Regions from separate parts of the Homo sapiens genome. Here region 2 is linked to region 1. A link is an interaction called in ENCODE POLR2A ChIA-PET data of the cell type or tissue named here. Cell type or tissue: Caco-2. All regions are shown on one strand. Links, peaks and the distances in the headings refer to the core of each region. The heading gives the core; the rest is flanking DNA.

Region 1 (5,369 bases), core at 258-5,257:
ATTATATAGTTATAGAATCTGTTATAGGTTTATTGAATATTGTTTATCTTAACTTTTTTTTTTTGAGAGGGAGTCTCGCTCTGTCGCCCAGGCTGGAGTGCAGTGGCACAATCTCGGCTCACTGCAACCTCCACCTCCTGAGTTCATGCCATTCTCCTGCCTCAGCCTCCCGAGTAGCTGGGACTACAGGCGCGCGCCACCACACCGGGCTAATTTTTGTATTTTTAGTAGAGACGGGGTTTCACCATGTTGGTCAGGCTGGTCTCAAACTCCTGACCTAGTGATCCACCCGCCTCAGCCTCCCAAAGTGCTGGGATTACAGGCGTGAGCCACTGCTCCCGGCCCTATCTTAACTTTTTATTTTGAAACAATTATGGACTCAGGCAGTTGCAAACATAGTCCAGGGAGCCCCACGCACCCTCTCCCGGTCCCCTCCAGGGCGACGTCACCTGTGACTATGAGACACTATCAGAACCGGGACCCTGAGGTCAGCCCAATGCTGTGTCTCACTCAGACGGCACCACTCCCACCGGCCCTCATCTGGGGGTGCAGAGGGAGTTTTGGTGTCGCGCATCCCTCCAGGAAGGGGGCCTGGGTTCCTGCCTGGAGGCATCGCCCCTCTGGAGCTGTGCCCCCGCCCTCGAACCTGTCCCCACTGGGAGGAGGAGAGGAGGTGAGGAGGTGTGGCCTAAACGTTTGCTGAGCAGATGGCTGAGCAGACAAAGACCCAAAACTGCGACAAAATTGACAGTGGTGTCAGTAAAGAGAGACACAGCCTAGGGCCCCAGTCTGCAAAATGGGCTGAACTCCGAAGTTCCTAAAATCCTAAAGAGACCTGATCTACACCGGGAAGTTTAACTCACTCCAGTACAGGCCCTCTCCCTCTGGCTGGATCCTTTTCTGGGGTGGGGCTGTCCTGGGCACTGCAGGGTGCTGGGCAGCATCCCTGGTCTCCACCCACTCCTTGCCAGGAAACCCCCCCCCCCACCAGTGCGCCCACAGTCATGACCAGCACAAATGTCCCCAGACTTGGACAGGTGTCCCCTGGGGGAAAATTTTAGGCCTTTATGGAACTCCCTTATCAGGAGAAATCCTGCAGCTCAGAGTGGTTCCCTTAGGCAAAACGCAAAGAGTTTGAACCCAGCTGACTGAAGGCCCCAAAAATAAATGGTACTGAATGAAAATATGCTAGGCGTGGTGGCTCATGCCTGTAATCCCAGAACTTTGGGAGGTTGAGGCGGGTGGGTCATTTGAGGTCAGGAGTTCAAGACCAGCCTGGCCAACATGGTGAAACCCCCACGTCTGCTAAAAATACAAAAAAATGAGCCAGGCATGGTAGTGCGTGCCTGTAATTCTAGCTACTCAGGAGGCTGAGGCACAAGAATCGCTTGAACCCAGGAGGTGGAGGTTGCAGTGAGCCAAGATCGCGCCACTGCACTCCGGCCTGGGTGACAGAGTGAGACCCTGTCTAAAAAAAAAAAAAAAAAAAAAGGCCTGGCTCAGTGGCTCACGCCTGTAATCCCAGCACTTTGGGAGGCCGAGGCGGGCAGATCACGAGGCCAGGAGATACAGACCATCCTGGCTAACACGGTGAAACCCTGTCTCTACTAAAAAAAAAAAAAAATACAAAAAAATTAGCCGGGCATGGCGGCGGGCACCTGTAGTCCCAGCTACTCAGGAGGCTGAGGCAGGAGAATGGTCTCAAAAAAAAAAAAAAAAGTAAATACAGGGGTGTTTCCAAAAGGGCTTTAATTTTATTAGCATCCCAGAATGCTTTGTGACTAGGAGAGGCCCCACAGGGCGGGAGTCTTCCCCCAGATGTGAGCCCCGTTGCATTTGAAGGGAGTGAGACCACAGCTCCCACAGAGGAGGGAACTCGGGAAGGTGGTAGGCCAGAAATCTGCCCTTGCTCTACCAAGCTGTGTGGCCTTGGGAAAGTTTCCTTCCCTCTCTGAGCCCCAGTGACCTCTGTTGGAATTCTCAGAGGGACACTCTCATCTCTGCACCAGGCCTGGCCCCCAGGTTCCTGTGTGAGGAAACAGGGGTTCCAGAGTCTGGCAGGCAGGAAGAGGACCCTCTTCCAGGGACCTGTGGCAACTGCCAAATATAAACACAGCTGCTGGAAAGACAAGGTGGCTGGAACATCCTGCACCCAGCGAATGTGGAAGGGCCGGTTTGCCCGGAGCTCTTGAGAAATCTCACTCCCCGTGGACTTGCACCCTGTCGCCACTCCCCTGACCTGCCCTGAGGCTGGGGTGCAGCAGGGAATTGCAACAGCCCCCCACCGCCGGCCCTGGAGAGACCTGGGCAGAGCTGGAAGCTGATCAGATTAAAAATCAGCATGGATCGGATTCGGGATAGAGCCACAAACTGGGTGTCCTGAAATTACCCATTTTTGTGTTGGTGGGTTTTTTTGTTTGTTTGTTTGTTTTTTGGAGATGATGGCTCACTCTGTCGCCCAGGCTGGAGTGCAGTGGCACCAACTCGGCTCACTGCAACCTCCGCCTCCCAGGTTCAAGCGATTCTCTTGCCTCAGCCTCCCGGAGTAGCTGGGATTACAAGCATGCGCCACCACGCCCGGCTAATTTTTGTATTTTTAGTGGAGACAGGGTTTTGCCATGTTGGCCAGGCTGGTCTCGAACTCCTGACCTCAGGTGATCCACCTGCCTGGGCCTCCCAAAGTGCTGGGATGACAGGCGTGAGCCACCACGCCCGGCCCATTTTTGTGTTGTTGAACTTAAAGCATGAGCTTGGGCAAATCCCTTCTTCTTCTGAGCCATAGGGTAAAGGTGAGAGGAGAGTCTTGTAAGCTCCGTGATGAGTTCCAGAAGTCCAGGGTGACCAGTCATGCTTAGATCATTTCCGTGTCATTTATGGACTCGATGAGAGACAAAAGGGCCTCTGGGGACTGTGAGTTGCATCAGCCTCTTGCTGAACTGACAGAACATTCAGGTTTCAGGGAGAGGTGAGGTCATTGCCAGGGATCTTGTTCAAGGGATAAGGGCTGACACCTGCTCCTGAAGAGGGACCACACGGTGCCTGCCTGGAAATGGAAAATCCGGGCTCGCACTCTGGCTCTGCTCCTGGTTTTTGGGTCTTGGCTTCCTCAGCTGGAAGATGAGAGGGCTCCTCTCAAGGCTGAGGATGGGTCCCCATTTGTCATCCTGTGGCTCCAAGATCAAGAGGATCTAGAATATCCATGACCTCCTTCTAAACGACTTGGACTTTGGGTTAAAAATCTCTCTTGGCAGATTTTGGCTTGCACAATGGTGGATTAGCAGCTAAGGACAAACCCACTCTCTTGCTGAGGTCCACTAGAAAAGCTGGACAGGGCCGGGTGCGGCGGCTCACGCCTGTGATCCCAGCACTGTGGGAGGTCGAGGCGGGAGGATCACTTGAGGTCGGGAGTTTGAGACCAGCCTGGCCAACATGGTGAAACCCCATCTCTGCTAAAAATACAAAAATTAGCTGGGCATGGTGGCACGTGCCTGTAGTCCCAGCTACTTGGGAGGCTGAGGCACAAGAATCACTTAAACCCGGGAGGCAGTGGTTGCAGTGAGCTGAGATTGTGCCACTGCACTCCAGCCTGGGCGACAGAGAGAGACCCTGTCTCAAAAAAAAGAAAAAAAAGCTGGACAGGGCTGGGTGCGGTGGCTCAAGCCTGTAATCCCAGCACTTTGGGAGGCTGAGGTGGGAGGATCACTTGAAGTCGGGAGTTTGAGACCAGCCTGGCCAACATGGTGAAACCCCGTCTCTATTAAAATACAAAAATTAGCTGGACGTGGTGGCGGGTGCCTGTAGTCCCAGCTACTCAGGAGGCTGAGGTACAACAATCACTTAAACCCGGGAGGCAGAGGTTGCAGTGAGCTGACGTTGTGCCACTGCACTCCAGCCTGGGTGACAGAGTGAGACCCTGTCTCAAAAAAGAAAGAAAAGCTGGACAGAATGTCAAAGCATCTGCTCAAGGGCCTGCAGGGTTATTAAGATAATGGAGAATTTCCAGCCAGGATTTAGGGGAGGATCGAAAGAGAGCCTGGGTTTGGGGTCACTTTTTCCTGGGGTTGGGAGGGTTTGCTGAGAGGCCGAGTGATATTTCTATCAGCTTCACGAGGCCAAGGGTACAGAAATTGAGGTCCAGGGTTTCCTGAGGAGAGAAGGCTTGGTAAATTCCCCCTTGGTGTGAATTGGGACAACTTAATATTGCACTGTAAGAGTAACGGTCACAGCTGGGCACAGTGGCTCACGCCTGGAATCCCAGCACTTTGGGAGACCGAGGCAGGTGGATGACCTGAGGTCGGGAGTTCAAGACTAGCCTGGTCAACATGGTGAAACCCCGTCTCTACTAAAATACAAAAATTAGCTGGGCATGATGGCGGGTTCTTGTAATCCCAGCTAGTCAGGAGCTGAGATGAGAGAATCCCTTGAATCCGGGAGACGGTGGTTGCAGTGAACCGAGATCGTGCCACTGTATTCCAGCTTTGGCAGCTGAGTGAGATTCCGTCTCAAAAAAAAAAAAAAAAAAAAAAAAAGGAGTAAAGATCAAGAGGAAGCAGACAGGTCCTTCTAGCAACTACAGCAGAGTTTTGAATAATCTCAATCCCTAATATTGGATTAAGGTGATGCGAGATTGCTGGTGGCCCCAAATGCCTGGAAGAAGTAAACATAAATCCCCTCTGGAGGAAAATAATACGATCCCAGGCCTCAGATTATTTCTACATGCAAATCCGCAATACAGGCCGGGCGCGGTGGCTCACGAGGTCAGGAGATCAAGACCATCCTGGCTAACATGGTGAAACCCCGTCTCTACTAAAAATACAAAAAATTAGCCAGGCTTGGTGGCAGGCACCTGTAGTCCCAGCTACTCCGGAGGCTGAGGCAGGAGAGTGGCATGAACCCGGGAGGTGGAGCTTGCAGTGAACCGAGATCGTGCCACTGCACTCCAGCCTGGGTAACAGAGCGAGACTCCGTCCCAAAAAAAAAAAAAAATGCACAATACAATATCTGGCATGCAAGTAAGACATACGAGGAGCCAGGACCACATAAACAAAAATCAGCAGAAATAACCAGCACTGCCAGGTGCGGTGGCTCACGCCTGTAATCCCAGCACTTTGGGAGGCCTAGGCAGGCGGATCATGAGGTCAGGAGATCAAGACCATCCTGGCTGACACGGTGAAACCCCGTCTCTACTAAAAACACAAAAAATTAGCCGGGCGCCATGGCAGGCGCCTCTAGTCCCAGCTACTTGGGAGGCTGAAGCAGGAGAATGGCATGAACCCGGGAGGCGGAGCTTGCAGTGAGCTGAGATCACGCCACTGCACTGCAGCCTGGGCAAAAGAACGAGACTCCGTCTCAAAAAAAAAAACAAAAAA
Region 2 (5,369 bases), core at 317-5,316, 67 kb after region 1:
GGAGAATCGCTTGAACCTGGGACACGGAGCTTGCAGTGAGCCGAGATTGTGCCACTGCACTCCTGCCTGGGCAACAGAGTGAGACTCCATCTAAAAAAAAAAAAAAATTGCAAATACTTTTCCCGGGGTAGCACTTTTTTTTTTTTTTTAAACAATCCTTGGAGTTCTGTGGTCCATGCCATTTCCTTCTGTTTCAATGTTATATATGTTTTGATTACTATTGTGATGTTTTAAGTTTTCTGAAGCAAGCTGAGAGGCAGGCCGAAATATTTGATGCCAAAAAAAAAAAAAAACTTTCTTACCTCATTCACCCCAAACCTTCTCAAATCTGGATTAAATACTATACTTTAAAACAAACATGAGGTGCTTCTGAAGGGGAGGAAAATTTATTTCTCTGCTTTTCTATTATACAAGTTGTTTACAGAAACTGCAAATCAAGGCCGGGCACAGTGGCTCACGCCTGTAATCCCAGCGCTTTGGGAGGCCAAGACGGGCGGATCACCTGAGCTCAGGAGTTCGAGACCAGCCTGGCCAACATGGAGAAACCCCATCTCTACTAAAAATACAAAACACTTAGCTGGGTGTGGTGGTGGGCACCTGTAGTCCCAGCTACTTGGGAGGCTGAGGCAGGAGAATCGCTTGAACCTGGGAGGTAGAGGTTGCAGTGAGCCGAGATATCACACCACTGCACTCCAGCCTAGGCGACAGAGTGAGACTCCCTCAAGAAAGAAAGAAAGAAGGAAAGAAAGAAGGAGGGAAGGAAGGAAGGAAGGAAGGAAGGAAGGAAGGAAGGAAGGAGGAAGAAAGAAACTGCAAATTTAAAAAATTACATATAGTGGAAAATTTCAAACACAGCCTGAAGCACGCAGGCCAGGACGAGGTCTCTCTGAGTGTCGTCACCTCCTGCAACGGGAATTAACATTCTGCCCTTCTTCTGTTCTCACTTCTCTCTCCAGCTTTGCACGGGTATTTCACACAAATTCAAGACATCATATGACTTTGCCTGTAGAACCTTCAGAATGTTCTCTAATCACTGAAGCTTTCTGATTTCCCAACACAGAACCACCCAATCAAATTAACACTGTCTTATTATCAACTTGCTCCATGATTATCAACAATAATTTCCTGTTACCAATAACCAGCCTGTGACCCATTGTCCATGATTATCTCAAAAATGTCTTTAATGGCCCGGCGTGGTGGCTCACGTCTGTAATCCCAGCCCTTTGGGAGGCTGAGGCGAGCTGATTGCTTCAGGACAGGAGTTTGAGACCAGCCTGGGCAACATACCAAGACCTCATCTCTACAAAAAATACAAAAAAATTAGCTGGGCATGGTGGCACGTACCTGTAGTCCCAGCTATTTGAAAGGATGAGGTGGGAGGATCGCTTGAGCCCAGGTGGTCAAGGTTGCAGTGAACCATGATGGCACCACTGCACTCCAGCCTGGGCAACAGAGCGAGACCCTGTCTCAAAAGAAATTAAATTTTTTTTTTTTTGAGACGGAGTCTCACTCTGTTGCCCAGGCTGGAGTGCAGTGGCGTGATCTTGGCTCACTGCAACCTCCACCTCCCGGGTTCAAGCGATTCTCCTGCCTCAGCCTCCCAAGTAGCTGGCATTACAGGCGCCCGCCACCACGTCCGGCTAATTTTTGTATTTTTAGTAGAGACGGGGTTTTGCCATGTTGGTCAGGCCGGTCTTGAACTCCTGACCTCAGTTGATTGATCCACACACCTCAGCCTCCCAAAGTGCTGGGATTATAGGTGTGAGCCACCATGCCCGGCTGAAAGGAAATTAAATTTAAGGGCCGAGTGCAGTGGCTCATGCCTGTAATCCCAGCACTTTGGGAGGCCGAGGCGGGTGGATTGCCTGAGCTCAGGAGTTTGAGACCAGCCTGGGCAACATAGCAAAACTCCGTCTCTAGTAAAAATACAAAAAATTAGCCGGGCGTGGTGGCGGGTGCCTGTAATCCCAGCTACTCGGGAGGCTGAGGCAGGAGAATGGCGTGAACCCGGGAGGCGGAGCTTGCAGCGAGCCAAGATCGCACCACTGCACTCCAGCCTGGGCAACAGAGTGAGACTCTGTCTCAAAAAAAAAAAAAAAGAAATTAAATTTAAAAAGGTAAAAAGCAGCTCAGGACCGCCAATGTACAATGCACTCCATATGGCTGTACGTATCTATGTGAGTGTGCATGTGTAGGAAAAGTCTAGGGAGTTTCAGTGGTTAGACGACAATGACCAGGACAACTGTGTGAGCAGCACCTGTGTGGCACTGAGTCATCTCAGGCTCTCCACTCGGCTCTGTCCATCAACGACCGAATCCAGCTCTCACGGCGACTCTACGCTGCATGCTTGTTACTCTACTACAGAGGAGGAAGCAACGCTTACGAAAACCAAGGACCAGAAGAACTCACAATCAAAACTAGTGGGCGGCCGGGCGCGGTGGCTCATATCTGTAATCTCAGCACTTTGAGAGGCCGAGGCGGGCGGATCACCTGAGGTCAGGAGTTTGGGACCAGCATGGCCAACATGGTGAAACCCCATCTCTACTGAAAATACAAAAATTAGCCGGGTGCGGTGGTGCATGCCTGTAATCCCAGCTACTTGGGAGGCTGAGACAGGAGAATCGCTTGAACCCAGGAGGTGGAGGTTGCAGTGAGCTGAGATCGTGCCTCTGCACTGCAGCCTGGGCGACAGAGTGAGAGTCGGTCCCTAAAATTAAAATAAAAAATAGTAGGCAGGCCCAGCGCGGGGCTCACACCTGCAATCCCAGCACTTTGAAAGGCTGAGGCAGGAAAATCACTTGAGCCCAGGAGTTTCAGACCAGCCTGGGTAACATAGTGAGACCCCGTCTCAATTAAAATTAAAAAAAAATTAAGCAGGTGTAGTGATATCCACCTGTGGTCCCAGCTACTCAGGAGGTTGAGGTGGGAGGATCGCTTGAGTCCAAGAGGTTGAGGCTGTAGTGAGCCATGATTATGCCACTGCACTCCAGCCTGGGTGACAAAGTGAGACCCTGTCCCCCCCCCAAAAAAAAAAGTGGGCAAATATCGACCCAGTTGTTCTCCTTTCACGTTCTGCACTGATGATCAGTTCCCATCCACCCCACACTGTTAACAGTGGTTAATTCTGGGGAGTGAGATTTGTGATGAAGATGTCTCCATTCTCACTCCTGCAGTACGAGACTTCTTTACAAATATATTCTCAACAGGGTGAACATCAATTCTTGGGGAGATGAAAACAAATTTTACTTTTTTTATGGATTAAGCCCAGAAAACAGAACATAAACAGATACACAGTCTATCTATGATATTGAAATTTCACAGGTATAGGCTGGGCTCGGTGGCTCACACCTGCAATCCCAGCACTTTTGGAGGCTGAGGTGGGAAGATCACTTGAGGCCAGGAGTTCAAGATCATCCTGGACAACATAGCAAGACCCAATCTCTAGAAAGAATAAAAATTTAAAAATTATCCAGGCATGGTGGTGTGCACCTGTTATCCCAGCTTTGGTGACTGAGGCGGGAGGATTGCTTGAGCCTGGGAGTTGGAAGCTGCTGCAGGGAGCTGAGATGGCGTTACTGCACTCCAGCTTGAGTGACAGAGAAAGAAGATCCTGTCTCTAAGATAAAAACAAACAAAAACTCCATTATATAATAATGCTACTTGGGGCCAGTCACAGTGGCTCACGCCTGTAATCCTAACACTGTGGGAGGCCGAGGCAGGCGGATCACCTAAGGTCAGGAGTTTGAGACCAGCCTGGCCAACATGGTGAAACCCCGTGTCTACTAAAAATACAAAAATTAGCTGGGCGTGGTGGCGGGCACCTGTAATCTTAGCTACTCAGGAGGCTGAGGCAGGAGAATCGCTTGAACCCAGGAGGTGGAGGTTGCAGTGAGCCGAGATCACGCCACTGCACTCCAGCCTGGGTGACAAGAGCAAAACTCCTTCTCAAAAATAATAATAATAAGGCCGAGTGTGGTGGCTCACACCTGTAATCCCAGCACTTTGGGAGGCCGAGGTGGGTGGATCACGAGGTCAGCAGATCGAGACCATCCTGGCTAACACGGTGAAACCCCGTCTCTACTAAAAATACAAAAAATTAGCCAGGCGTGGTGGCGGGCGCCTGTAGTGCCAGCTACTCGGGAGGCTGAGGCAGGAGAATGGCGTGAACCCAGGAGGCAGAGCTTGCAGTGAGCCGAGATTGCGCCACTGCACTCCAGCCTGGGCAACAGAGTGAGACTCTGTTTCAAAAAAAAAAAAAAAAAAGAAATTAAATTTAGAAAGGTAAAAAGCAGCTCAGGACTGCCAATGTACAATGCGCTCCATATTGCTGTACGTATCTATGTGAGTGTGCATGTGTAGGAAAAGTCTAGGGAGTTTCAGTGGTTAGACGACAATGACCAGGACAACTGTGTGAGCAGCACCTGTGTGGCACTGAGTCATCTCAGGCTCTCCACTCGGCTCTGTCCATCAACGACCGAATCCAGCTCTCACGGCGACTCTACGCTGCATGCTTGTTACTCTACTACAGAGGAGGAAGCAACGCTTACGAAAACCAAGGACCAAAAGAACTCACAATCAAAACTAGTGGGCGGCCGGGCGCGGTGGCTCATATCTGTTAATCCCAGCACTTTGGGAGGCCAAGGTGGGCGGATCACCTGAGGTCAGGAGTTCGAGACCAGCCTGGCCAACATGGTGAAACCACATCTCTACTGAAAATACAGAATTGGCCGGGCGTGGTGGCTCACGCCTGTACTCCCAGCACTTTGGGAGGCCGAGGCGGGCGGATCACGAGGTCAGGAGATCGAGACCATCCTGGCTAACACGGTGAAACCCCATCTCTACTAAAAATACAAAAAATTAGCTGGGTGTGGTGGCGGGCGCCTGTAGTCCCAGCTACTCGGGAGGCTGAGGCAGGAGAATGGTGTGAACCCAGGAGGCAGAGCTTGCAGTGAGCTGAGATCGCGCCACTGCACTCCAGCCTGAGCGACAGAGCGAGACTCCGTCTCAAAAAAAATGAAAAGTAATAAAATAATAATAATAATAATAATAATAATAATAATAATAATAATAATAATGCTACTTGGGCATCTTCCGTCAAAAGAATCAGACATCGGGTGCATTTAAATCTCTTGCCACCGTTATTCTTTCTAAGGAGCCACTAGGAAAAGGATGTCTCAAAAGAAGGTGATCACGGAAAAAGAAAGCTTATGAAACACTGACTTCTGTAATCACGTTTTCAGTTGAAAGAAATGGAAACTGATCTAACTTCCAGCTCACCTCAAGCTGGAAAGAAGTCTAGTTTCTAGAAGCATCTCCAAAATTGGAAAGTGAAGTTTCTAGCATACAGTTCCACCGAGGGCCCATGATGA

Evidence for each region. Peaks named below come from ENCODE experiments on the same cell type or tissue, not always from the same donor. Only the 100,000 strongest peaks of a DNase experiment are listed, where the experiment ranks them.
Region 2: POLR2A ChIA-PET joins it to region 1 with 8 read pairs; 11 of 35 experiments call an interaction of 5 or more read pairs at or near these places.

Annotation. Positions count from the first base shown.
Region 1 is chr19:2,526,800-2,532,168 of GRCh38, forward strand. The region is part of intron 3 of GNG7 (G protein subunit gamma 7); the gene reads right to left. Among named protein-coding and RNA genes, the nearest start is that of GADD45B, 53 kb to the left of the region's middle. RefSeq lists an enhancer at 2,794-2,853. In Caco-2, for the core only: no CTCF peak of the experiment used is centred there; DNase peaks (open chromatin) are centred at 2,202 and 2,902.
Region 2 is chr19:2,593,651-2,599,019 of GRCh38, forward strand. All of the region lies in intron 2 of GNG7 (G protein subunit gamma 7), which reads right to left. It also overlaps the pseudogene RN7SL121P. Among named protein-coding and RNA genes, the nearest start is that of MIR7850, 34 kb to the right of the region's middle. In Caco-2, for the core only: no CTCF peak of the experiment used is centred there; no DNase peak of the experiment used is centred there; H3K4me3 peaks cover 77 bases.